Linked DNA regions of Homo sapiens: region 1 is linked to region 2. The links are chromatin loops, found by intact Hi-C in ENCODE. Cell type or tissue: chondrocyte. All regions are shown on one strand. Links, peaks and the distances in the headings refer to the core of each region. The heading gives the core; the rest is flanking DNA. Region 1 has its middle 11 kb from the start of SIKE1. Region 2 overlaps SYCP1 (synaptonemal complex protein 1).

The links. A loop is a pair of places that touch in the nucleus more often than their neighbours do. Peaks named below come from ENCODE experiments on the same cell type or tissue, not always from the same donor. Only the 100,000 strongest peaks of a DNase experiment are listed, where the experiment ranks them.
Region 1: it touches region 2 in a loop (4-fold over the local background); 1 of 110 quality-filtered maps calls a loop at or near these places.

Annotation. Positions count from the first base shown.
Region 1 is chr1:114,785,320-114,797,569 of GRCh38, forward strand. No RefSeq gene overlaps it. Among named protein-coding and RNA genes, the nearest start is that of SIKE1, 11 kb to the left of the region's middle. RefSeq lists enhancers at 4,633-5,542, 5,543-6,450 and a silencer at 9,905-10,122. In chondrocyte, for the core only: no CTCF peak of the experiment used is centred there; DNase peaks (open chromatin) are centred at 5,442 and 6,443.
Region 2 is chr1:114,966,516-114,978,765 of GRCh38, forward strand. SYCP1 (synaptonemal complex protein 1) reads left to right here. Exons shown (of 32, transcript NM_003176.4): 28 at 11,042-11,101. Among named protein-coding and RNA genes, the nearest start is that of TSHB, 57 kb to the right of the region's middle. In chondrocyte, for the core only: no CTCF peak of the experiment used is centred there; no DNase peak of the experiment used is centred there.

The sequences.
Region 1 (12,250 bases), core at 1,591-9,590, 180 kb before region 2:
TTAGTTTAATTAGATCCCATTTGTCAATTTTGGCTGCGGCTGAAATTGCTTTTGGTGTTTTAGACTTGAAGTCTTTGCCCATGCCTATGTCCTGAATGATATTACTTAGGTTTTCTTCTAGGGTTTTTATGGTTTTAGGTTTTATGTTTAAGTCTTTAATCCACCTTGAGTTAATTTTTGTTTAAGGCATAAGGAAGGGGCCCAGTTTCTGTTTTCTGCATATGGCTAGCCAGTTTTCCCATCACCATTTATTAAGTAGGGAATCCTTTCCCCATTGCTTGTTTTTGTCAGGTTTGCCGAAGATCAGATGGTTGTAGATGTGTGGTGTTATTTCTGAGGCCTCTGTTCTGTTCCATTGGTCTATATATCTGTGTTGCTATCAGTACCATGCTGTTTTGGTTACTGTAGCCTTGTAGTATAGTTTGAAATCAGGTAGTGTGATGCCTCCAGCTTTGTTCTTTTGCTTAGGATTGTCTTGGCTATATGGGCTCTTTTTTGGTTCCATATGAAATCTAAAGTAGTTTTTTCTAGTTCTGTGAAGAAAGTCAATGGTAGCTTGATGGGAATAGCAGTGAATCTATAAATTACTTTGGATAGTATGGCCATTTTCATGATACCAATTCTTCCTATCCATGAGCATGGAATTTTTTTTTCCTATTTGTTTGTGTCCTCCCTTATTTCCTTGAGCAGTGGTTTGTAGTTCTCCTTGAAGAGGTCCTTCAGGTCCCTTGTAAGTTGTATTCCTAGGTATTTTATTCTTTTTGTAGCTATTGTTAATGGGAGTTCACTCATGATTTGGCTCTCTGCTTGTCTATTATTGGTATATAGAAATGCTTGTGATTTTTGCATATTGATTTTGTATCCTGAGACTTTGCTGAAGTTGCTTATAAGCTTGAAGAGTTTTTGAGCTGAGATGATAGGGTTTTGTAGATATACAATCATGTCTTTTGCAGACACAGAAAATTTGACTTCCTCTCTTCCTATTTGAATACCCTGTATTCTTTCTTTTGCCTGATTGCCCTTGCCTGAACTTCCAATACTATGTTGAATAGAGTAGTGAGAGAGGGCATCCTTGTCTTGTGCCGGTTTTCAAGGGGAATGCTTCCAGCTTTGCCCATTCAGTACGATATTGAGTATGGGTTTGTCATAAATAGCTCTTATTATTTTGAGATACATTCCATCAATACCTAGCTTATTGAGAGTTTTTAGCATGAAGGGATGTTGAATTTCATCAAAGGCCTTTTCTGCATCTATTGAGATAATCATGTCATTTTTACATGGTTCTGTTTATGTGATGGATTATGTTTATTGATTTGTGTATGTTGAACCAGCCTTGCATTCCTGGGATGAAGCTGACTTGGTTGTGGTGGATAAGCTTTTTGATGTGCTGCTGGATTTGGTTTGCCAATATTTTATTGAGAATTATCACATTGATGTTCATCAGGGATATTGGCCTGAAATTTTCTTTTTTTGTGTTGTGTCTCTGCCATGTTTTGGTATCAGGATGATGCTGGCCTTATAAAATGAGTTAGGGATGAGTCCCTCTTTTTCTATTGTTTGGAATAGTTTCAGAAGGAATGGTATCAGCTCCTTTTTGTACCTCTGGTAGAATTCGGCTGTGAATCCACCTGGTCCTGGACTTTTTTTGGTTGGTAGGCTATTAATTACTGCCTCAATTTCAGAACTTGTTATTGGTCTATTCAGGGATTCAACTTCTTCCTGGTTTAGTCTTGGGAGGTTGTATGTGTCCAGGAATTTATCCATTTCTTCTAGATTTTCTAGTTTATGTGCAAAGAGGTGTTTATAGTATTCTCTGATGGTAGTTTGTATTTTTGTGGGATCAGTGGTGATATCCCCTTTATCATTTTTTATTACATCTGATTGATTCTTCTCTCTTTTCTCCTTTATTAGTCTTGCTAGCCGTCTGTCTATTTTGTTAATTTTTTCAAAAAACCAGCTCCTGGATTCATTGATTTTTTGACGGGGGTTTTTTTTTTGTCTCAATCTCCTTTTTTGCTCTGATCTATTTCTTGTCTTCTGCTAGTTTTTGAGTTTCTTTGCTTTTGCTTCTCTAGTTCTTTTAATTGTGATGTTAGGGTGTTGATTTTAGATCTTTTCTGCTTTCTGATGTGGGCAATTAGTGATATAAATTTCCCTCTAAACACTGCTTTAGCTCTGTCCCAGAGATTCTGGCATGTTGTCTCTTTATTCTCCTTGGTTTCAAATAACTTATTTCTGCCTTAATTTCGTTATTTACCTATTAGTCATTCAGGAACAGATTGTTCAGTTTCCATGTAGTTGTGCAGTTTTGAGTGAGTTTCTTAATCCTGAGTTCTAGTTTGATTGCACTGTGGTCTGAGAGTCTGTTGTCATGATTTCCATTCTTTTGCATTTGCTGAGGAGTGTTTTACTCCCAATTATGTGGTCGATTTTAGAATAAGCGCTATGTGGTGCTGCGAAGAATGTATATTCTGTTGCTTTGGGGTGGGTGGAGAGTTCTGTAGATATTTATTAGGTCTGCTTGGTCTAGAGCTGAGTTCAAGTCCTGAATATCTTTGTTAATTTTCTGTGTCATTGATCTATCTAATATTGACAGTGGGGTGTTAAAGTCTCCCACTATTATTGTGTGGGAGTCTAAGTCTCTTTGTAGGTCTTTAGGAACTAGTTTTTATGAATCTGGGTGTTCTTGTATTGGGTGCATATATATTTAGGATAGTTAGCTCTTGTTGTTGTGTTGATCCCTTTGCCATTATGTAATGCCCTTCTTTGTCTTTTTGATCTTTGTTGGTTTAAAGTCTGCTTTATCAGAAACTAGGATTGCAACCCCTGCTTTTTTTTGCTTTCCATTTGCTTGGTAAATATTCCTCCATCCCTTTATTTTGAGCCTATGTGTGTCTTTGCACTTGGGATGGGTCTTCTGAATACAGCACAGATAGGTCTTGACTCTTATTCCAATTTTCCAGTCTGTGTCTTTTAATTGGGTCATTTAGCCCATTTACATTAAAGGTTATTATTTTTATGTGTGAATTTGATCCTATAATCATGATGCTGGCTGGTTATTTTGCACATTAGTTGATGTAGTTTCTTGATGGTGTTGTTGGTCTTTATATTTTGGTGTGTTTTTGCAGTGGCTGGTACCAGTTTTTCCTTTCCATATTTAGTGCTTCCTTCAGGAGCTCTTGTAAGCAGGCCTGATGGTGACAAAATCTCAGCATTTGCTTGTCTGTAAAGGATTTTATTTGTCGTTCGCTTATGAAGCTTAGTTTGGCTGCATATGAAATTCTGGGTTGAAAATTCTTTTCTTTAAGAATGTTGAATACTGGCCTCCACTCTCTTCTGGCTTGTAGGGTTTCTGCCGAGAGATCTGCTATTAGTCTGATTGGCTTCCCCTTGTAGGTAACCTGACCTTTCTTTCTGGCTGCTCTTAGCATTTTTTCCTTCATTTCAACCTTGGAGAATCTGACGATTATGTGTCTTGGAGTTGCTCTTCTCAAGGAGTATCTTAGTGATGTTCTCTGTATTTCCTGAATCAGCATATTGGCCTGTCTTGCTAGGTTGGGGAAGTTCTCCTGGATAATATCCTGAAGTGTGTTTTCCAACTTGGCTTTATTCTCCCCGTCACTTTCAGGTACCCCAATCAATCGTAGGTTTGGTCTTTTCACCTAGTCCCATATTTCCTGGAGGCTTTGCTCCTTTTCTTTCTTTCTTTCTTTCTTTCTTTCTTTCTTTCTTTCTTTCTTTCTTTCTTTCTTTTTTTTTTGAGATGGAGTTTCGCTCTTGTTGCCCAAGCTGGAGTGCAATGGCATGATCTTGGCTCACCATAACCTCTGCCTCCTGGGTTTAAGCAATTCTCCTGCCTCAGCCTCCTGAGTAGCTGGGATTACAGGCATGTGCCACCACACCCAGATAATTTTTGTATTTTCAGTAGAGATGGGGTTTCTCCATGTTGGTCAGGCTGGTTTCAAACTCCCGACCTCAGGTGATCCGCCTGCCTTGGCCTCCCAAAGTACTGGGATTACAGGCGTGAACCACCACGCCCAGCTGTTTGTTCCTTTTCTTTCTTTCTTTCTTTTTTTTTCTAATCTTGTCTTCAAGCCTTATTTCAGTAGTTGATCTTTAATCTCTGATATCCTTTCTTCTGCTTGATTGATTCGGCTATTGATACTTGTGTATGCTTCACAAAGTTCTTGTGCTGTGTTTTTCAGCTCCATCAGGTCATTTATGTTCTTCTCTAAACTAGTCATTCTAGTTAGCAGTTTCTATAACCTTTTATCTAGGTTCTGAGTTTCCTTGCATTGGGTTAGAACTTGCTCCTTTAGCTCAGAGGAGTTATTACTCACCTTCTAAAGCCTACTTCTGTCAATTCATCAAACTCATTCTCCATCCAGTTTTGCATGCTTGCTGGAGAGGAGTTGCAATCATTTGGAGGAGAAGAGGCATTCTGTTTTTTGGAATTTTAAGCATTTTTGCGCTGTTTTTTCCTCATCTCCATGGATTTATCTACCTTTGATCTTTGAGGCTGATGACCTTTGGATGGGGTATTTGTGTGGAGGTCCTTTTGTTGATGTTGATGTTGTTGCTTTTTTTTTTTTTTTTTTTTTATTCACAGATGACATGGTCTTTTTTGTTTTTTGTTTTTTTTTTTGTTTTTTTTTTTTTTTATTGATCATTCTTGGGTGTTTCTCACAGAGGGGGATTTGGCAGGGTCATAGGACAATAGTGGAGGGAAGGTCAGCAGATAAACAAGTGAACAAAGGTCACTGGTTTTCCTAGGCAGAGGACCCTGCAGCCTTCCGCAGAGTTTGTGTCCCTGGGTACTTGAGATTAGGGAGTGGTGATGACTCTTAATGAGCATGCTGCCTTCAAGCATCTGTTTAACAAAGCACATCTTGCACCGCCCTTAATCCATTTAACTCTGAGTGGACACAGCACATGTTTCAGAGAGCACAGGGTTGGGGGTAAGGTCACAGATCAACAGGATCCCAAGGCAGAAGAATTTTTCTTAGTACAGAACAAAATGAAAAGTCTCCCATGTCTACCTCTTTCTACACAGACACAGCAACCATCCGATTTCTCAATCTTTTCCCCACCTTTCCCCCCTTTCTATTCCACAAAGCCGCCATTGTCATCCTGGCCCGTTCTCAATGAGCTGTTGGGCACACCTCCCAGACGGGGTGGTGGCCGGGCAGAGGGGCTCCTCACTTCCCAGTAGGGGCAGCCGGGCAGAGGCGCCCCTCACCTCCTGGACGGGGCGGCTGGCCGGGCGGGGGGCTGACCCCCCCACCTCCCTCCCGGACTGGGCGGCTGGCCTGGTGGGGGGCTGACCCCCCCCACCTCCCTCCTGGACGGGGTGGCTGCCGGGCGGAGACGTTCCTCACTTCCCAGACGGGGTGGCTGCCAGGCGGAGAGGCTCCTCACTTCTCAGACGGGGCGGCTGCCAGGCGGAGGGTCTCCTCACTTCTCAGACGTGGCGGCCGGGCAGAGACGCTCCTCATCTCCCAGACGGGGTGGCAGCCAGTCAGAGGCCTCCCCACATCCCAGACGATGGGCGGCCGGGCAGAGACGCTCCTCACTTCCTAGATGTGATGGCGGCCGGGAAGAGGCGCTCCTCACTTCCCAGATGGGATGGCGGCCAGGCAGAGATGCTCCTCACTTTCCAGACTGGGCAGCCAGGCAGAGGGGCTCTTCACATCCCAGACGATGGGCGGCCAGGCAGAGACGCTCCTCACTTCCCAGACGGGGTGGCGGCCGGGCAGAGGCTGCAATCTCGGCACTTTGGGAGGCCAAGGCAGGCGGCTGGGAGGTGGAGGTTGTAGCGAGCCGAGATCACGCCACTGCACTCCAGCCTGGGCGCCATTGAGCACTGAGTGAACCAGACTCTGTCTGCAATCCCGGCACCTCAGGAGGCCGAGGCTGGCGGATCACTCGCGGTTAGGAGCTGGAGACCAGCCCGGCCAACACAGCGAAACCCCGTCTCCACCAAAAAAATACGAAAACCAGTCAGGCGTGGCGGCACGCGCCTGCAATTGCAGGCACTCCGCAGGCTGAGGCAGGAGAATCAGGCAGGGAGGTTGCAGTGAGCCGAGATGGCAGCAGTATAGTCCAGCTTCGGCTCGGCATGAGAGGGAGACCGTGGAAAGAGAGGGAGAGGGAGACCATGGGGAGAGGGAGAGGGAGAGGGAGAGGGACAGGGAGAGGGAGAGGGAGAGGGAGAGGGCAATGTTGTTGCTTTCTGTTTGTTAGTTTTTCTACTAATAGGCCCCTCTTCTGCAGGTCTGCTGCAGTTTGCTGGAGGTCCACTCCAGACCCTGTTTGCCTGTGTATCACCAGCGGAGGCTGCAGAACAGCAAAGGTTGCTGCCTCTCCTTCTTCTGGCAGCTTCATCCCAGAGGGGCACCGGCTTGATGCCAGCTGGAGCTCTCCTGTATGAGGTGTCTGTCAACCCCTGTTGGGAGGTCTCTCCCAGTCAGGAGGCACGGGGGTCAGGGACCCACTTGAGGAGGCAGTCTGTCCCTTAGCAGAGCTCAAGCGCTGTGCTGGGAGAATGCTCCTTGTCAGGATCTGCTGCACTCTTCAGAGCTGGCAGGCAGGAATATTTAAGTCTGCTGAAGCTGTGCCCACAGCCTCCCCTTCCCCCAGGTGCTCTGTCCCAGGGAGATGGGAGTTTTATCTATAAGCCCCTGATGGGGCTGCTGCCTTTCTTTCAGAGATTCCCTGCCCAGTGAGGAGGAATCTAGAGAGGCAGTCTGGCCACAGCCGCTTTGCCACACTGTGGTGCGTTTGGCCCAATCTAAACTTCCCAGCCTCCTTAGCACTGTCAGGGGAAAACCGCCTACTCAAGCCTCAGTAATGGTGGATGCCCCCCCTACACCAAGCTTGATCATCCCAGGTTGACATCAGACTGCTGGACTGGCAGTGAGAATTCCAAGCCAGTGGTTCTTAGCTTGCTGGGCTCTGTGGGAGTGGGACCCGCTGAGTGAGAACACTTGGCTCCCTGGTTTCCGCCCTCTTTCCAGGTGAGTGAACAGTTCTGTCTCGCTGGGGTTCCAGGCACCACTGGGGTAAGAAAAAAAAAACTCCTGCAGCTAGCTCGGTGTCTGCCCAAACAGCCGCCCAGTTTTGTGCTTGAAACCCAGGGCCCTGGTGGTGTAGGCACACAAGGGAATCTCCTGGTCTGGGGATTGGATTGCAAAAACCGTAGGAAAAGCATAGTATCTGAGCCAGATAGCACAGTCCCTCACGGCTTCCCATGGCTCGGGGAGGGAGAGACCCCTGGCTGCTTGCGCTTCCCCGGTGGGGTGATGCCCCACCCTACTTTTGCTCGCCCTCTGTGGGCTGTCCCCACTGCCTAACGAGTCCCAATGAGACAAACAATATACCTCAGTTGGAAATGCAGAAATCTCCCGCCTTCCGTGTTGGTGTTGCTGGGAGCTACAGACTGTAACTCTTCCTATTTGGCCGTCTTGCCAATCTCTGGGGATCATTCTTTAGAAAGACTATTGTAAACACTTCCTTTTAAATTATAGCTAACTCGGCTGGGTGTGGTGGCTCACACCTGTAATCCCAGCAATTTGGGAGGCTGAGACGGGTGGATCACGAGGTCAGGAGATTGAGACCATCCTGGCTAACATGGTGAAACCCTATCTCTACTAAAAATACAAAAAATTAGCTGGGTGTGGTGGCGGGCACCTGTAGTCCCAGCTACTCGGGAGGTTGAGGCAGGAGAATGGCGTGTACCTGGGAGGTGGAGCTTGCAGTGAGCCGAGATTGTGCCACTGCACTCCAGCCTGGGTGACAGAGCCAGACTCTGTCTCAAAAAAAAAAAAAAAAAATTATAGCTAACTTAATCACACACAAAATTCCTTTGATAAATTCTCCTTCACTATCCTTGTCATAACTTACACGTAACTATGACATGCTTGGGGTTCCTAATTTGTCCTCTTTCCTAAATAATCAGTCATTTTGCTTTAGGACAAAAATTTACCGTACAAGATCCTTTTTCATAAAAACTATTCTCTTTTCTTTATGGCATTCCTTACCAAAAATATGCCATAACTTTTTTCACATCTCGCTCCCCTACTTACTGATTTTTTAACCTTCTTCAATAAATAACTTTCAAGTAACCTCCAAATGACACAATTTTTTTCAATAAGAACACAACTTACAGAAGCGTATATCAGCTAGAATACTTATCCTTTGAAACCTTAAATTTTAGTGCAGAAAACTCTGAACTGTCTGATGGATGTTAGCATTTTATAGATGAAACCATTCCACAGTTTTAGAAATATGTTTTTCTATATCATAAGCTTTTCTTAATTGGAAATTACCCAGACATTAAATGAGAATTTATTACTTAATTCAAAATAATTAAAAAATTTAAAATTATACATAAAGTCCACTTATAAGCATTTATCTTACTTACATGTACTCAATTTTTTCATTTTAACAGTTTCTCTAGATTACTTGTGAAAACCGAGATATTACACAAAACTAATTATTATTTGAATTTATTTCCCAGTTAATCATTTTTAAAGTCGGAATAGCAGGTGAACACTTAAGTAAGAACCTTAAAGTTAAATGCCTTTTGCTGTTAACTCAGAAGATTCAGCTATTTTCATTGAACCAACAATATTAAATTAGTCTTATTTGACAAAAAAAATCACACAAAGATTATTCTGTTTTTGCCTGGGTTTATAGTCTCACAACCTTTGTGACAAACCCTGACATCTTAATATAGAGACAGAGACAAATATAAAATCATTTGTTCAATAAACTCAGACAAAAATGTATGCTGACAATTCTGATGACATTTCTATTTTTACCAATTTTTTTTTTGAGACAGAGTCTCACTGTTGCTCAGTATGGAGTGCAGTGGCGCAATCACAACTCACTGCAGCCTTGACCTCCCCAGGCTCAGGTAATCCTTCCAGTTCAGCCTCCCGAATAGCTGGGACTACAGGCATGTGCCACCACACCTGGCTAATTTTTCTATTTTTTGCAGAGACTGGGTCTTGCTACATTGCTCAGCCTTGTCTAAACTCCTGGGCTCAAGCTATCTTCCTGCCTTGACCTCTCAGAGTGTTGGGATTATGGATGTGAGCCACCATGCCTGGCCTATTTTTGTCAATAATTTTAAAGCCAGTTTTATTTACCAGAGATTCATGTAAATTTGAAAAGCATTTGGACTTAATTTATGAGTACCCATTTACTTTTAAGCCAGTTTTGTAGCATGCTAGACACAACGTATAACATAATACATGTACATACCCATAAGCTTATCAAAACATGTATACATACATGCACAAAGGTCCAATAGCTTTTACCTCAGAACCCTAGCCTTAAGATAGCAATACAAACTCACCACTTTACAAAAGATAGCTGAATCCAAATTATTTTTCTGATGAAATTGGAACCTGTTCACATGGCTAAAACCTGATAGGTAATCTAAGGAAAGCTGTGGACCAGAATTTGGGTAAAGCAGTTTTCATGGCAGTTTTGATTTTAAAAACATCTTTTACCTCTTTTTTTTCTGTCAGTTTCAAATAAGTTTCTAATGTTTCCATTTTAGCCAGAACTGGCTGATGTGTATAAGAAAAATGAAATCTCCAAGTAACCTTGAAACAGTAAGTTTTATTTCAACACCAGTAGCTTAATAACAGGTTCAAAGTAGGCAGAAAAGAAAATAAATTGATAGCTTTAGAAGACTTCTTAACTTTATAGTTGCAGGCTAACCATTTGAACTGTGAATTTTCCTTAGTATAATTTGCCCATTAGTTAAAAATGTGCACAAAAACTGGCAATAATATATAACCAGCTGGAGTCCCAGATAGTCTAGGAAAAAGTTCACATGCTTCCCCACTACATCCCCCAAAGCTTGACACAGTTACAGGAAATACTCTGGATTCCCCAAAAGGATGACAATATCAGGGGCCAGGAGATTGAAAACTGTTACTCCCCAAGAAGGACAGGAGCAGCCTCTCTTGCTGCCTTCTGACAAGCAGATGAGACTGGTCTTATTGGGTGGGACAGAGACTGTGCTAAAGTACTCTGGGATGGAGGGGTAACAGTAAACAGAGACACAAACACAAACAGATCTGATGTAGACCCAGCATTCCAAATTGATCCTAAAGAGGGAAGACTGGAGAAAAGTCCTGAGATCTTGTGTGAAACCCAGGTGGCACCACAGAGTGACCTGCATTCAGTCCAGATGTCACAGAGGCCTACACAGCACCACAGATGACCTATACCAGGTCCATGTAGGGGAGACATGAAGGGGAGAGAAGGGAAAATCCCCAAGACAAAAGCAGTCTTGGCAACTGCTGGGAATTCCCTAAGGTCCCAGCTGTGAGGTCAGCTAGCCATGAGAAGCTGGAGTTTGCAAGTGGACTCTGTCCTGCCCAGTAGCATGGGTGGGTAAGCCCTGGTGCACGCCACAGCCAATTGCTCCACTCATTGGAAACCAAGTGTACAGGTTGAGTCGATCAAAATACACAGTTCCTTACCTGGGGCACCAGATTTGTAACCAGAATGCCCTTTGGCCATTCCCCAACTGCTAGCATTAGTCGCTAATGCTAAAGTTGCTCTTCTTTCACCACACCTTGCTTCTCCTGTATTTGGCCTCTGAGTGCTGAGCAGTAGGACTTAAGCCAGTCACACTATGACCATGAGTGTACAAATATTCTTTAAGTCCCTGCCTTCAGTTCTTCTGGGTAGATACACAGAAGTATAACTGGGGAGGCATGAAGTTGAAAGGAGTTCTACATTTCAAGATAATCCAACACTTCCACCTCACCCATCAATAAACCAATCTTTAGTGTTGTTTTGTGGAAATTATACAAATTACCCAAGACCGCTTTTACTTGTTCTGAATTATTTTCATTCTGGTCTAATTTCCGTCTGTCTCCTGTTTCTTGGCTACATTTGCTCCTTATTATTTCACTCTTGCTCTTTGGGCCAGAAAGCAATTGTGGGTCTCCCTAACTTTATGCTCAACTCTCAGACTACCCTATTTACAATTCCACTTCTGCTTCTTTTTGGGTATATACCTTGCCCCAGAGATCCTTTGAGGATTGAAATGCCAAATCTGACCCACAAGGCAGTGTTCCTGCCACACCTGAACTCTAGTGAGGGAGGGACTTGTACATTTTATTGCAAATTCCTCTTCCAATACCATGCCCATTGCTATAGCCATACCACACAGACAGGATAACAGGCTTACTTTTGTCACTGAACATGAGAAATGCTGCAGAAGTATGGGAGTACAGGGCTCTGCAAGTAGAAGGTGAGCCCATTGGTCCAATAACAGAGGCAAGGGCAGAGCTACTGTACTTTATCTGGCCAGTACCACTCACACAGCTCCTTTGAGTCATGTCCACACATCCATACCATACCTGTTAATGCCACCTCTGGAAAAAATTTTCAATAATTCAAAATGCAAATCTTTATAGAAACTTATAATCTATGGTGGGAAGCATAGATGGAAAGCATTTCATGTCCCATACTGCATTTACTAAGTATCCTATTTTACTCCTTTCTCCTTTCCCATATGGTCAGTTTTGAGCTCTCAGAGCTGGTTTTTTCCCATATTGATGCCAATTAATGGCTGGTTTTCTAGGACTTAGGCTTGAAAAACCAAAGGCCTTCATAATTATGGTGAAAGAAATACTAACAAGATAAGGAGAAATGTTTAGTCTTCTCCAAGAAGGTCAGTAAATAGATACTAGTTTGTATCATAAAATTCTCCTTGTAAATATTAATTTTAATTAAGAGTCTTGTAAGACACTATGACTTCAGAGATTGTTGCTGTGGCCTCTGAAAGTAACCTTTAATATCTAAAATTCTGTAATTCTGATTGGTTGTCTTGATAATTTCTTGTCCTGGTAATAAATTTTAATTGAGTTCCCTATTTTCTAAAAGGTTTAAATACACATTGTAGTAGATTGAATTGTGTTTCCCTAAAAGATGTGTCCAAGCTATAACTCCTAGTACCTGTGAATGTGGCCTTATTTGGAAAAAAGGTCTTTGAAGATATAATTAAGGAAGGGATCTCGAAATGAACTCATCCTGGATTAGAGTGGGCTGTAAATCCAACGACAGATGTTCTTATGAAACAAAAGAAGAAGACACAGGGACACACAGGAGAGAATGTCATGTAAAGATGGAGGCAGAGACTGGAGTGGTGTCTATAAGCCAAAGAATGTGAAGGATTTCCTCTAGCCATCAGAAGCTAGGAGAGAGGCATGGAATGAAT
Region 2 (12,250 bases), core at 1,803-9,802:
CTGTGTCCCAGAGATTCTGGTACGTTGTGTGTTTGTTCTCAATGGTTTTAAAGAACTTATTTAGTTCCACCTTAATTTTGTTACTTACCCAGTAGTCATTCAGGAGCAGGTTGTTTAGTTTTCATGTAGTTGTGTGGTTTTGAGTGAATTCCTGTTTTCTTTTTTCTTTCTTTCTTTTTTTTTTTTTTAGATGGAGTCTCGCTCTGCCACTGAGGCTGGAGTGCAGTGGCGCCATCTTGACTCACTGCAACCTCTGCCTCCTGGGTTCAAGCGATTCTCCTGTCTCAGCCTCCCAAGTAGCCGGGACTACAGGCATGTGCCAGCATACCTGGCTAATTTTTGTACTTTTTGTAGAGACAGGGTTTCACCATGTTGGCTAGGCTGTTGTTGAACTTCTGACCTCAGGTGATTGGCCTTCCTCGGCCTCCCAAAGTGCTGGGATTACAGGCGTGAGCCACTGCACTCGGCCTTGAGTGAGTTTCTTAATCCTGAGTTCTAATTTCCTTGCACTGTGGTCTGAGAGACTGTTTGTAATGATTTCCGTTCTTTTGCATTTGCTGAGGGTGTTTTATTTCCAATTATGTGTTCAATTTTAGAATAAGTGCTATGCGGTGCTGAGAAGAATGTATATTCTGTTGCTTTGGGGTGGAGAGTTCTGTAGATGTCTATTAGGTCTGTTTGGTCCGGAGCTGAGTTCAAGTCGTGAATATCCTTGTTAATTTTCTGTCTCATTCTTCTATCTAATATTGACAGTGGAGTGTTAAAGTTTCCTACTATTACTGTGTGGGAGTCTAAGTCTCTTTGTAGGTCTCTTAAAACTTGCTTTATGAATCTGGGTGCTCTTATATTGGGTGCATGTATTTAGGATAGTTAGCTCTTCTTGTTGCATTGATCCCTTTACCATTATGTAATGCCCTTCTTTGTCTTTTTTGATCTTTGTTGGTTTAAAGTCTGTTTTATCAGAGACTAGGATTGCAATCTCTGCTTTTTGTTTGTTTGTTTGCTTTCCATTTGCTTGGTAAATATTCCTCCATCCCTTTATTTTGAGTCTATGTGTGTCTTTGCACGTGAGATGGGTCTCCTGAATACAGCACACCGATGGGTCTTGACTCTTCATCCACTGTGCCAGTCTGTGTCTTTTAATTGGGGCATTTAGCTTGTTTACATTTAAGGTTAATATTGTTGTGTGTGAATTTGGTCCTGTCATTATGATGCTAGCTGGTTATTTTGCCCATTAGTTGATGCAGTTTCTTCATAGTGTTGATGGTCTTTACATTTTGGTATGTTTTTGCAGTGGCTGGTACCAGTTTTTCCTTTCCATATTTAGTGCTTCCTTCAGGAGCTCTTGTAAGGCAGGCCTGGTGGTGACAAAATCCCTTAGCATTGCTTGTCTGTAAAGGATTTTATTTTCCTTCACTTTAAGGTTAGTTTGGCTGGATATGAAATTCTGGGTTGAAAATTCTTTTCTTTAAGAATGTTGAATATTGGCCCCTACTCTCTTCTGGCTTGTAGGGTTTCTGCAGAGAGAGCCACTGTTAATCTGATGGGCTTCCCTTTGTGGGTAACCCGACCTTTCTCTCTGGCTGCCCTTAAGATTTTTTCCTTCATTTCAACCTTGGTGAATCTGACAATTATGTGTCTTGGGGTTGTTCTTCTCTAGGAGTATCTTTGTGGTGTTCTCTGTATTTCCTGAATTTGAATGTTGGCCTGTCTTGCTAGATTGGGGAATTTCTCCTGGATAATATCCTGAAGTGTGTTTTCCAACTTGGTTCCATTCTCCCTGTCACTTTCAGGTACACCAATCAAATGTTGGTTTGGTCTTTTCACATAGTCCCATATTTCTTGGAGGCTTTGTTCATTCCTTTCATTCTGTTTTCTCTAATCTTGTCTTCACACTTTATTTCATTAAGTTGATCTTCAGTCTCTGATATCGTTTCTTCCTCTTGGTTGATTCAGCTATTGATACTTGTGTATGTTTCACGAAGTTCTCATGCTGTGTTTTTCAGCTCCATCAGGTCTTTTCTGTTCTCTAAACTGGTTATTCTAGTTAGCACTTCCTGTAACCTTTTATCAAGGTTCTTAGCTTCTTTGCATTGGGTTAGAACATGCTTTTTTAGCTTGGAGGAGGTTGTTATTACCTACCTTCTGAAGCCTACTTCTGTCAATTCATCAAACTCAGTCTCCATCCAGTTTTGTTTCCTTGCTGGCAAGGAGTTGTGATCCTTTGGAGGAGAAGAGGCATTCTGGTTTTTGGAATTTTCAGCCTTTTTGCACTGGTTTTTCCTCATCTTCATGGATTTATCTACTTTTGGTCTTTGATGTTGGAGACCTTCAGTTGGGGTTTTTGCGTGGGCATCCTTTTAGTTGATGTTGATGATACTGCTTTCTGTTTGTTAGTTTTACTTCTAATAGTCAGGGTCCTCTTCTGTAGGTCTGCTGGAGTTTGCTGGGGGTGTACTCCAGACCCTGTTTTCCTGGGTATCACCAGCGGAGGCTGCAGAACAGCAAATATTGCTGCCTGCTCCTTCCTCTGGAAGCTTCATCCCAGAGGGGCACTCGCCAGATACCAGCTGGAGTCTTCCTATATGAGGTGTATGTTGGCCCCTGCTGGGAGGTGTCTCCCAAACAGGAGGCACGTGGGTCAGGGACCCACTTGAGGAGGCAGTCTGTCCCTTAGCAGAACTCGAGCACTGTGCTGGGAGATCCTCTGCTCTCTTCAGAGCTGGCAGGCAGGAACATTTAAGTCTGCTGAAGCTGCACCCACAGGTGCCCCTTCCCCCAGGTGCTTTGTTCCAGGGCATTTCTCTCAGAGATGCCCTGCCCAGAGAGGAGGAAACTAGAGAGGTGGTCTGGCTACAGTGGCTTTGCCATGCTGTGGTGGGCTCTGCTTAGTTCGAACTTCCCTGTGGCTTTGTTTACACTGTGAAGGGAAAACCGCCTACTGAAGCCTCAGTAATGGTGGACTCCCCTCCACCTCCCCCAACAAGCTCAAGCATCCCAGGTTGACTTTAGACTGCTGTTTTGGCAGTGAGAATTTGAAGCCAGTGGATCTTAGCTTGTTGGGCTCCATGGGGATGGGATCTACTGAGCAAGACTACTCGGCTCCCAGGCTTCAGCCCCTTTTCCAGGGGAGCGAACAGTTCTGTCTCATTGGAGTTTCATGTGCAACTGGGGTACAAAAACAAACACCTTCAGCTAGCTAGGTGTCTTCCCAAACACCCACCCAGTTTTGTGCTTGAAACCCAGGGCCCTGGTTGTGTAGGCACCCAATGGAATCTCCTGGTCTGTGGGTTGCAGAAACCATAAGAAAAACATAGTATCTGGGCCAGGTAGCACCATCCCTCATGGCACAGTTCCTCATGGCTTCCCTTGGCTAGTAGATGGAGTTCCCCGGTCCCTTGCACTTCCCAGGTGAGGCAACACCCACCCCTGCTTCTGCTCGCCCTCTGTGGGCTGCACCCACTGTCTAACCAGTCCCAATGAGATGAACTGGGTATCTCAGTTGGAAATGCAGAAATCACCCACCTTCTGCATTGGTCTCACTGGGAGCTGCAGACCAGATCTGTTCTATTTGACCATCTTGCCAGCCCCCTGTCCCCATATTTTCTTTGTCTTTGTTGGATTGGATTAATTTGAAAGCCTTGTCTTTGAGCTCTAAAGTCTTTTCCTTTACTTGTTCGGTTCTATTGTTGAAATTTTCCAGTGTATTTTGCATTTCTGTAAGCATGTCTTTCATTTCCAGAAGCTGTGATTTTTTTTTATGATATCTGTTTCTTCAGAGATTTTTTTTCAATCATATCCTGTATTATTTTTTAAGTTTCTTTAAGTTTGTTTTCACCTTTCTCTGGTGCCTCCTTGAGTAGCTTAATAATCGACCTTCTGAATTCTTTTTCTGGCAATTCAGAGATTTCTCCTTGGTTTTGATCCATTGCTGGTGAGCTAGTGTGATCTTTTGATGGTGTTATAGAACCTTGTTTTGTCATATTACCAGAATTGTTTTTTTTTTTTCTAGTTTGGATAGACTATGTCAGAGGAAAGATCTGGGACTCAAGGGCTGCTGTTCAGATTCTTTTGTCCCATGGGGTGATCCCTTGATGTGGTGCTCTCCCTCTTCCCCTAGGGATGGGGCTTCCTGAGAGCATGACTGCAGTGATTGTTATTGCTCTTCTGGGTCTAGCTACCCAGTGGAGCTATCAGGCTTTAGGCTGGTAGTGGGGAGTGTCTGTGAAGAGTACTATGATGTGATTCATCTTCAGGTCTCTCAGCCGTGGCTACCAGCACCTTCTCCAGTGGAGGTGGCAGGGCAGTGAAGCAGACTCTATGAGAGTCCTTGGTTGTAGTTTTGTTTAGTATGCTGGTTTTCTCAAATGCTGGTTATGCTGGCAGTGAAGTTGTGATGTGAACAAGTTCAGGACCTCTGGTTAGCCAGGGTGTTACAGCCGGTGGAATTAGATGTTGTTTTCCCCTTCCTTGGAGTAGGGTTGGTCTGTTATGAGTTGCTGTAATGCCTTGAGTTGGTTGGCTTCCAGCCACATGGTGTTGTCTTTAAGAGAGCAACATCGATGGTAGTGTGGAGGGATACAAACTTGGCCTAACATCACCTGGATAAGTATTCAGGTTTCTCAGGTAATGGGCAGAGCCATAGAGCTCCCATGAATTTATGTCTTTTGTCTTCAGTTACTACGTCAGGTAGAGAAAAACCATCAGGTGGGGGCAGGGTTAGGCGTTTCTGAGCTCAGACTTTCCTTGGGCAGGGCTTGCTGCTGCCACTGTGAGGGGTGGGGTAGTGGTTCTCAGGCCAATGGAGTTATGTTCCAAGGGGGATTATGGCTCCCTCTGATGCTTTGTACAGTTCGCCAGGGAAGTAGGGGGAAAGTTGGCATTGACAGGCCTCACCCAGCTCCCACACAGCCAGCAAGGCCAGTTTCACTCCCTCTGTACTCCCACAACAGCCAACAGAGCCAAATTTATATCCAGACCTCCAGTGTGTAGGGCTGAGATCTTGCTCCAGCAGCTTTCAGTACTTCGCCATTCAGTATGATACTAGCTGTGAGTCTGTCATATACGGCTTTTATTATGTTGAGATACATTCCTTCTATACCCAGTTTTATTGAGGGTTTTTATCATGAAGGGATGTTAAATTTTATCAAAAGCTTTTTCAGCATCAATTGAAATGATCATATGGTTTGATATGATATATCACACTGATTTATTTGTGTATGTTGAATCATTCTTGCATCCATGGGATAAATCACACAGCCATGATGAATGATGTTTCAATGTGTTGTTGAATTTGGTTTGCTCGTATTTTTTGAGGATTTTTGCATCAATGTTCATCCGGGATATGGGCCTTTAGTTTTCTTTTTTTGATGTGTCTTTGTGTCTGGTTTTGGTTTAAGGGTACTACTGGCCTCATAGAATGAGTTTGGAAGTAACCCCCTCTCCTCTATTTTTCAGAATAGTTTGAGCAGGGGTGGTATTAATTCTTCTTTAAATGTTTGGTAAAATTTTGCAGTAAAGCCATTGGGTCCTAGGTTTTTCTTTGCTGGGAGACTTTTTATTATAGCTTCAATCTTGCTAGATGTTATTGATTTATTCAAGTTTTGGATTTCTTCATGGTTCAATCTTTGTAGATTGTATGTGGCTAGGAATTTATTTATTTTTAGGTTTTAAAATTTATTGGCATATATTTACCTCATAGTAACCTCTAGCGATCCTTTGAATTTCTGTGGTATTGATTGTAATGTCTCCTTTTCCTTCTCTCATTTTATTTATTTGAGGCCTCTCTCTTTTTTTCCTTAGTCTGCCTGGCTAACGGTTTGTCATTCTGTTTATCTTTTCAAAAAAGTAAACTTTTTGTTTCGTTGATCTTTTGTATCATTTTCTTCAATTTCATTTATTTCTGCTCTGATCTTTATTGTTTCTTCTACTAACTTTGGGTTTGGTTTGCTCATGCTTTTCTAGTTCTTTAAGATGCATCATTAGGTTATTTGAAGTTTTTCTTCCTTTTTGATGTAGGTGTTTATAGCTATATACATCCCTCTTAGTACTGCATTTGCTGTATCCTTTAGATTTTGTTGTTGTATTCCAATTATTTGTTTCAATAAATTTTTTGATTGCCATTTTAATCTCCTCTTTGACCCACTGGTCATTCTGGAGCATATTGTTTAAATTCCATGTGATTTTATAGTTTCCAAAATTCCCTTTGTTATTGATTTCTGGTTTATTTCATTGTTGTCAGAGAAGATACTTGATGTGATTTCCATTTTTGAATGTTTAAGACTTGTTTTGTGGCTAGCATATGGTCTGTCCTTAAGACTGATTCATGTGCTTAGGAGAAGAATGTTTATTTTGCAACTGTTGGATGAAATATTTATAAATATCTATTAGATCCATTTGGTCTATAGTGCAGATTAAGTCCAGTGTTTCGTAGTTTTCTTGTTATGTATTTCCCTCAGGCTTCAGATCTTTTTACCAGCTCAGTGTAGAGCCCTGGGGCCTGTGTGTCTATCTGATAGGATAAGCCGTGGTTATTTATTTTTGCCATTTTACGTCTCTTCAAGCTCTTGTTATGTCACTTGCACAGCTTTGTGAGTGAAAAGATATAAATATGATTTGGGATATTCTGCTTACAGGGTGATGAAAGGAGCCCAGAGAAAAAGATAAAATTTACCTGGTGCTCTTAGTGAGTCTCTTTTTGTGCTTTGTATTCTTTTAGAGGAATCTTCTGTTTAAGAAGTTTATCTTTTGACTTTATGTCTAGTATGTTCTGTTTATTGGCAAGGATAACTAATTCTTTATGGTTGTGGTTGTGCTTCCTTTCTCCAATCGAGAGAGACCAAAATATAAACTTAAGTGGTTTTTTCCTGCTGATCACTCATTATGCATTTTCTAGGCATCTTTTTCCTGGATTGCCTATTTATGTCCTCAAATCTCTTCTTACAAAATTCAGGTATATTAGTGACCTTTACTTTCATTATTATATGTTTTCATTTTCTTTCACCAATACTATACAAGTAGTAATAGGGTGAGGAGCCACAGTGAGTAGGGTGAAATGAGCACATTTGTATATTGTGGCTCTCTTACTGAGCCTCACTAGTATTACCGATTATAGCATGAGATTGTATGTTTTTGTTGTTGAATGTATTTTTGCCAGTTTTTAACTACTTTTGTTTCTTTCCTCTCTTCCTGTCTTGCTTTTTTGTTGTTGTTGTTAGTTTAGGAGAAGGAAGATTTTGTAAGCTGGCTTTACCATCTTTACCAAGAAGTTTGATTTACTGTATTATTTCAATTATGTGTACTTCAAATTTCTTATATATTTTTTCTGTTTGATCAGTCATGAGCTAAAAGGAGTTAAGGGTTCTATTACTATTATCTTTCTCTTCCTTTTGAATTCTCTACTAATTTTGCATTGCATATTTTGATGAATACTATTTGTTGTATAAAAGTTTATACTAATTCATTGTTTTTTTTGGAAATAGTATACTTTATTTTTGTATTTTTGCCCCAAAGTCAGCTTTATCTGGTATTCATATTGTGACCCTCACTTTCTTCTTGTATTTGTCTCCTGTGTTTTTGTCTACTTTTTATTAACCTTGATTGAATCTGTAATCCAAGAGTCTTTTTTTGACTAATAGGCTAGTTTTCCTGATTGTATTTGTTGATATGATATGTATCAGTTTTGATTTATTCTTGTGTTTCTGTAATAAACTCTATTTGGTTATGATGTATTTTTAAAATGTGATGTTAGATAATGCTGGCCAATATTTTATTTAGCACTTTTATGTTGATATGCATAAGTTGAATGGTTTGTACTTTAACTTTGTTATTGTGATAAAAACATATAACATTAAGTGCACCATCTTAACACTTTTTAAATGTACAGTTCAGCAGTGTTAAGTATATTCATCCTGTTGTGCAACAGATCTCTAGTAGTTTTCCATCTTGTAAAACTAAAAGTCTATACCCATTCAACACGAATTCCCTTTTCCTCTTCCTCCCAGTCCTTGGCAACCACCTTTGCACATCCTGTTTCTGATTTTGAATACTTTATATGAGTGGAATCATACAGTATTTGTGCTTATGTGACTGGCTTATTTCACTTAGCATAATGTCCTCGAGGTTTATCTATGTTGTAGTATGTAACAGGATGCCCTTTTTAAAGGCTGCATAATATTCTATTATATGTGTATACCATCTTTTCCTTATTATTTTTCTTTTGATGGACATTTGAGTTGCTTCTACCTCTTGCTATTGTGAATAATGCTGTAATGAATGTGAGTGTGCAACTATCTCTTTAAAATCTTGCTTTGAATTCTTTTGGATATATTTCCAGAAGTGGGATTCTTAGATCATATGGCAACTGTATCATTAATTTTCTGAGAACCTCTATATTGGCTGTAGTGACTGTACCATTTGACATTCCCACACAGCAGTGCATAAGGATTCTAATTTCTCCACATCCACATCAGCATTTGTTATTTCCTATTCATTTGATAGTGGCCATCCTAATGTGTGTAGGCAATATCTCATGTGGCTGTGATTTGCATTTCTCATATGATTAGCAATGGTGACTATTTTTAATATGCCTGTTGGACATTGTATATCTTCTTTGGTGGTTTGATTATTCAAGTCTTTTGCCCATTTTTGAATTGGGTTAATAATAATTTTAATCCAATTTTTGTGTTGTTGAGTTGTAGGAGTTGTTTATGATTCTGGATATTAACTCTTCATTGATTATATATCTTAATAATGTTTTTGTCATCTTATTTTTCACTACATATTCACTACATATTTTCTTTCTTATTCTCTAAAGTAAGTGTGTGTGTGTGTGTGTGTGTGTGTCTTACTTTGGTTGATTTGGAAGGTATATGTAGTCTTTTAAATTAGTTTATTGATTACCTTTATATTTTAAAATAATGTATCTAATACTGTCTCCTGTTTCATATTGCCCTACATATACAATTTTAGTATTTATTATTTTACATTGTCAAGATTGATAAAAATGTATATTCTATTATTTCACTATGATTCCTGTATCTCTTTAACTTGAGCTTTATATTTACATAGATTCAGCTCATCTTTTATATGCAACTTTTTTCCAAGTTCTCAGTCAATATGACAATCCCCACTTTACCTATAAGCCCATTGGTATAGGAAACTGTTACTAGATGACTGTCTTAACTTCTAATTAAAATAGATTGGCTTTTTGGGATTATGATAAATCATTTTTCCTATATCTTTCATTAATTTGATGGGGCCTTAATCTCTGCCTAGCAATGTGAAATTTGTTTACTATCTTGATATGGAGAGAGAGATTCAAAGTTGGTCCTTTCAACTTTAAAATCTCTTACTCTGTGACTCTGTGGTCAGAACAAACATGGGGATTATTCCTTTTATTGAGTTTGTTCAAACTATATTCTTAGAATCTAAAAAAATGAGCACAAGATAGGTTTATGGTTCCATGGGCTCACCATGAAGTAGACTCTGATAAAATTCTAATTATTGCTTGATGCTGATATGCTTGCACTCTGACCAGTGAAAAAATAGTGGCATTATAGATTCCCAATAATTAATGTTAGTTGATGTGCAATTACCCATGTCTTAATATTTTAATCCTTGGTGCACAAGATAGTAGGAAGGATGCAGTATGTATTTGTGATATTATTTCAGAACTTTTCCACTAGAGTACCAGGCTTCCTTTTTATTCAAAAGGCTATAGGCTGATACGTTTATTTAGATCCAAAATTTGGTTACAAGGTTGTCATTCTCTACTCTGGTGATCAAGTCAACTCTCTGTTTGCCAGGCCGTATTATAGGAATATCTTACTTATTCAGATTAAATAGGAACCTTAGTGGTCTGGCCATCTCTTTGGTTTAAGGGAACTGATGATTATTTAGCTACCACTAAAGATACGCATTCTTGTATGAGCTGTTTCATACCTTGGAAACATATATTATATTAGAAGAGACTTTACCAAGATCTCCAGACGAGGAAAAGTCAGAATTGCAGAGACAGTGCAGTTGTAGGCGATGGTTTCTCCCGTCTGTCCTCTAGAAGCCAAGATACATATTCTGAGAGTCATTACGATATTGCTGGTTTAGAAAATGTGCTTTGTCCTAAAAGACAGCATTCCAGCCCCTTAGAGTAGACTCCAATTGTCACTATAACTGAAGATCAACCATTGGTAGGTTATAGGATACATAATAAGAACAGTAAATACTATTGCATCAGTTTACAGCCAGCTTCTTTCATAGTGAAGTGAGTTCTGTGATTAGGAGCAATGCTATGGGAGAGATAACATGGTGTATGCAAGGTATTCAGTGAGGATAGATACTGGCATAGACATCATGGGCGAGTTTTACTGCCTAAAATTCTGCACACTTGGAGATTTTTACTTTCTAAGACCTCTAATACTCCCTGGAGTTGTAAAAATTTTGTGCTTCAGATGGTTGTCATATTACAGGCACCCTACATATTCATTTATGTAGGCCAGGCTTTTCTTTTATCTTACTGAATAAATTCTATCTAATGATATTAGCATATCACTCTTTCCATTCTGACCACAGCTCTCCTTTCCATTTTTATCTTGACTATACACATACCCAAAGTCTAACTGAACTGCACCTTTTCTCAACATGCATAGAAAAATCTAATTCTGCCTGTAAAGGCTCACAATATTTTAGATCTTTTTGCAACTTTTCACAGCTTAGTTACTTGTGCGTATCTCTCATTCTGTAATTTGTTCCATTAGCTTTATTTTACAAATAAGAAAGCTGAGATTCAGAGTTTTAAGAGACTTATTCAAAAGTCCACAGATATACACTAGAGACTGATTAGAATAAAGGAAGAGATAATCAAAACCAAATAATACCTCTGTAGAAAGGAACTAACTTTTCTTTTTTTTCTTTTTATTACTTTATAAGATTGAGAGGTTCGTCATCTTTCTTTGTTAATACTTACTAGGAAAGATTTTGATAATATTCATTTGTGATCATTGTGATGTTTATGTTACTTGTACTTGATATTTATTTTTAATAGGAAAAACTCAAAAGAGAGGCAAAAGAAAACACAGCTACTCTTAAAGAAAAAAAAGACAAGGTAAGAGCATATAATTCTCATAGTTTTAAAATACCAATTCATTTTCTAACTTCTACTTAGAAATGATTTTTTGTTTATAAGTAGGAAAATAACATTTTACATATATCATACAATTTCATTTTCTAAATTGTTTCTTGCTATTTATTAATTCAAAAGCATTTTAGCTAAAAATTTCAAAATTTTGTCATTTGGAGATTTGGAGAAGGTTTCAGTCTAATGCAGAAACAAAAAAGAAGAAAAAAAGAAGGTTTCAGTCTTTCTCTACAATTCTTATTATAGTTTTAATTTAATTAGGTACCTCTGTGTTTCTCTCTTAAGAATTTTTTAATGTTAGAGGCAAAATATTTTCATAAACAATTCTAAAGTTTATTTAGATTATGTCTAATTTTGGGTTTTGAGGGGGCTTAATAAATGACATCCTGTTTTCCTCACTTATATTCTGAACCAATTGAGAAAGACAAGGGAGAATAAAAATAATATTTTTATTATTGAAGACTTTATTAAAAAGTATCAATATTTTAAATACTGGAGAATGCAGTTTATATTTGAAGGCAATAGGATCTCTTAATCTTGAAATCCCAAATTAGACAAATTTATCTTCTGCCACAAGTAGAGCTTGACTAGCATAGGTCTACCCACTTGATCATCTGCTCTTGTAAAACTTAGGGTATAAAGGAGAAGAGCAGAATTTATGTGTAATTCTAATAGTTCTCAAGGGGAGTAATAAGGAAGAGGCTGAGCTGTATGTGTCCAGCTTCTCCTTTTCTTTAAATTCACCAATCACATTAAGTAATTTTTTCTCCCCTAAGGAATCAGGAAGAGGTTTGGAATGTTACCCTAGTGGTACTCCCTACATATGGAAGGAAACATCAGTCATAGAGAAGAAGAATACCCCTCAGCTTCTAACCTATTTGATAATATAGGATCATTGCAGAAGAATTTTGATTTAGCAAATTTTTGGTTAAAATGATTAAGAATTTTCTTTACATATAGTGATATAATCTCCTAAGTTCCCACAGAGGTTGCTCTGATTATAGTTAAACTGGAAGGAAATGACACTCAGAGTAGTTTGAGAACAGTTCATTATATTTTATTACACTTGAGTTAAAAGAGAATAAAGGAAAGATGCACTGAACCTGTGAGTGAATA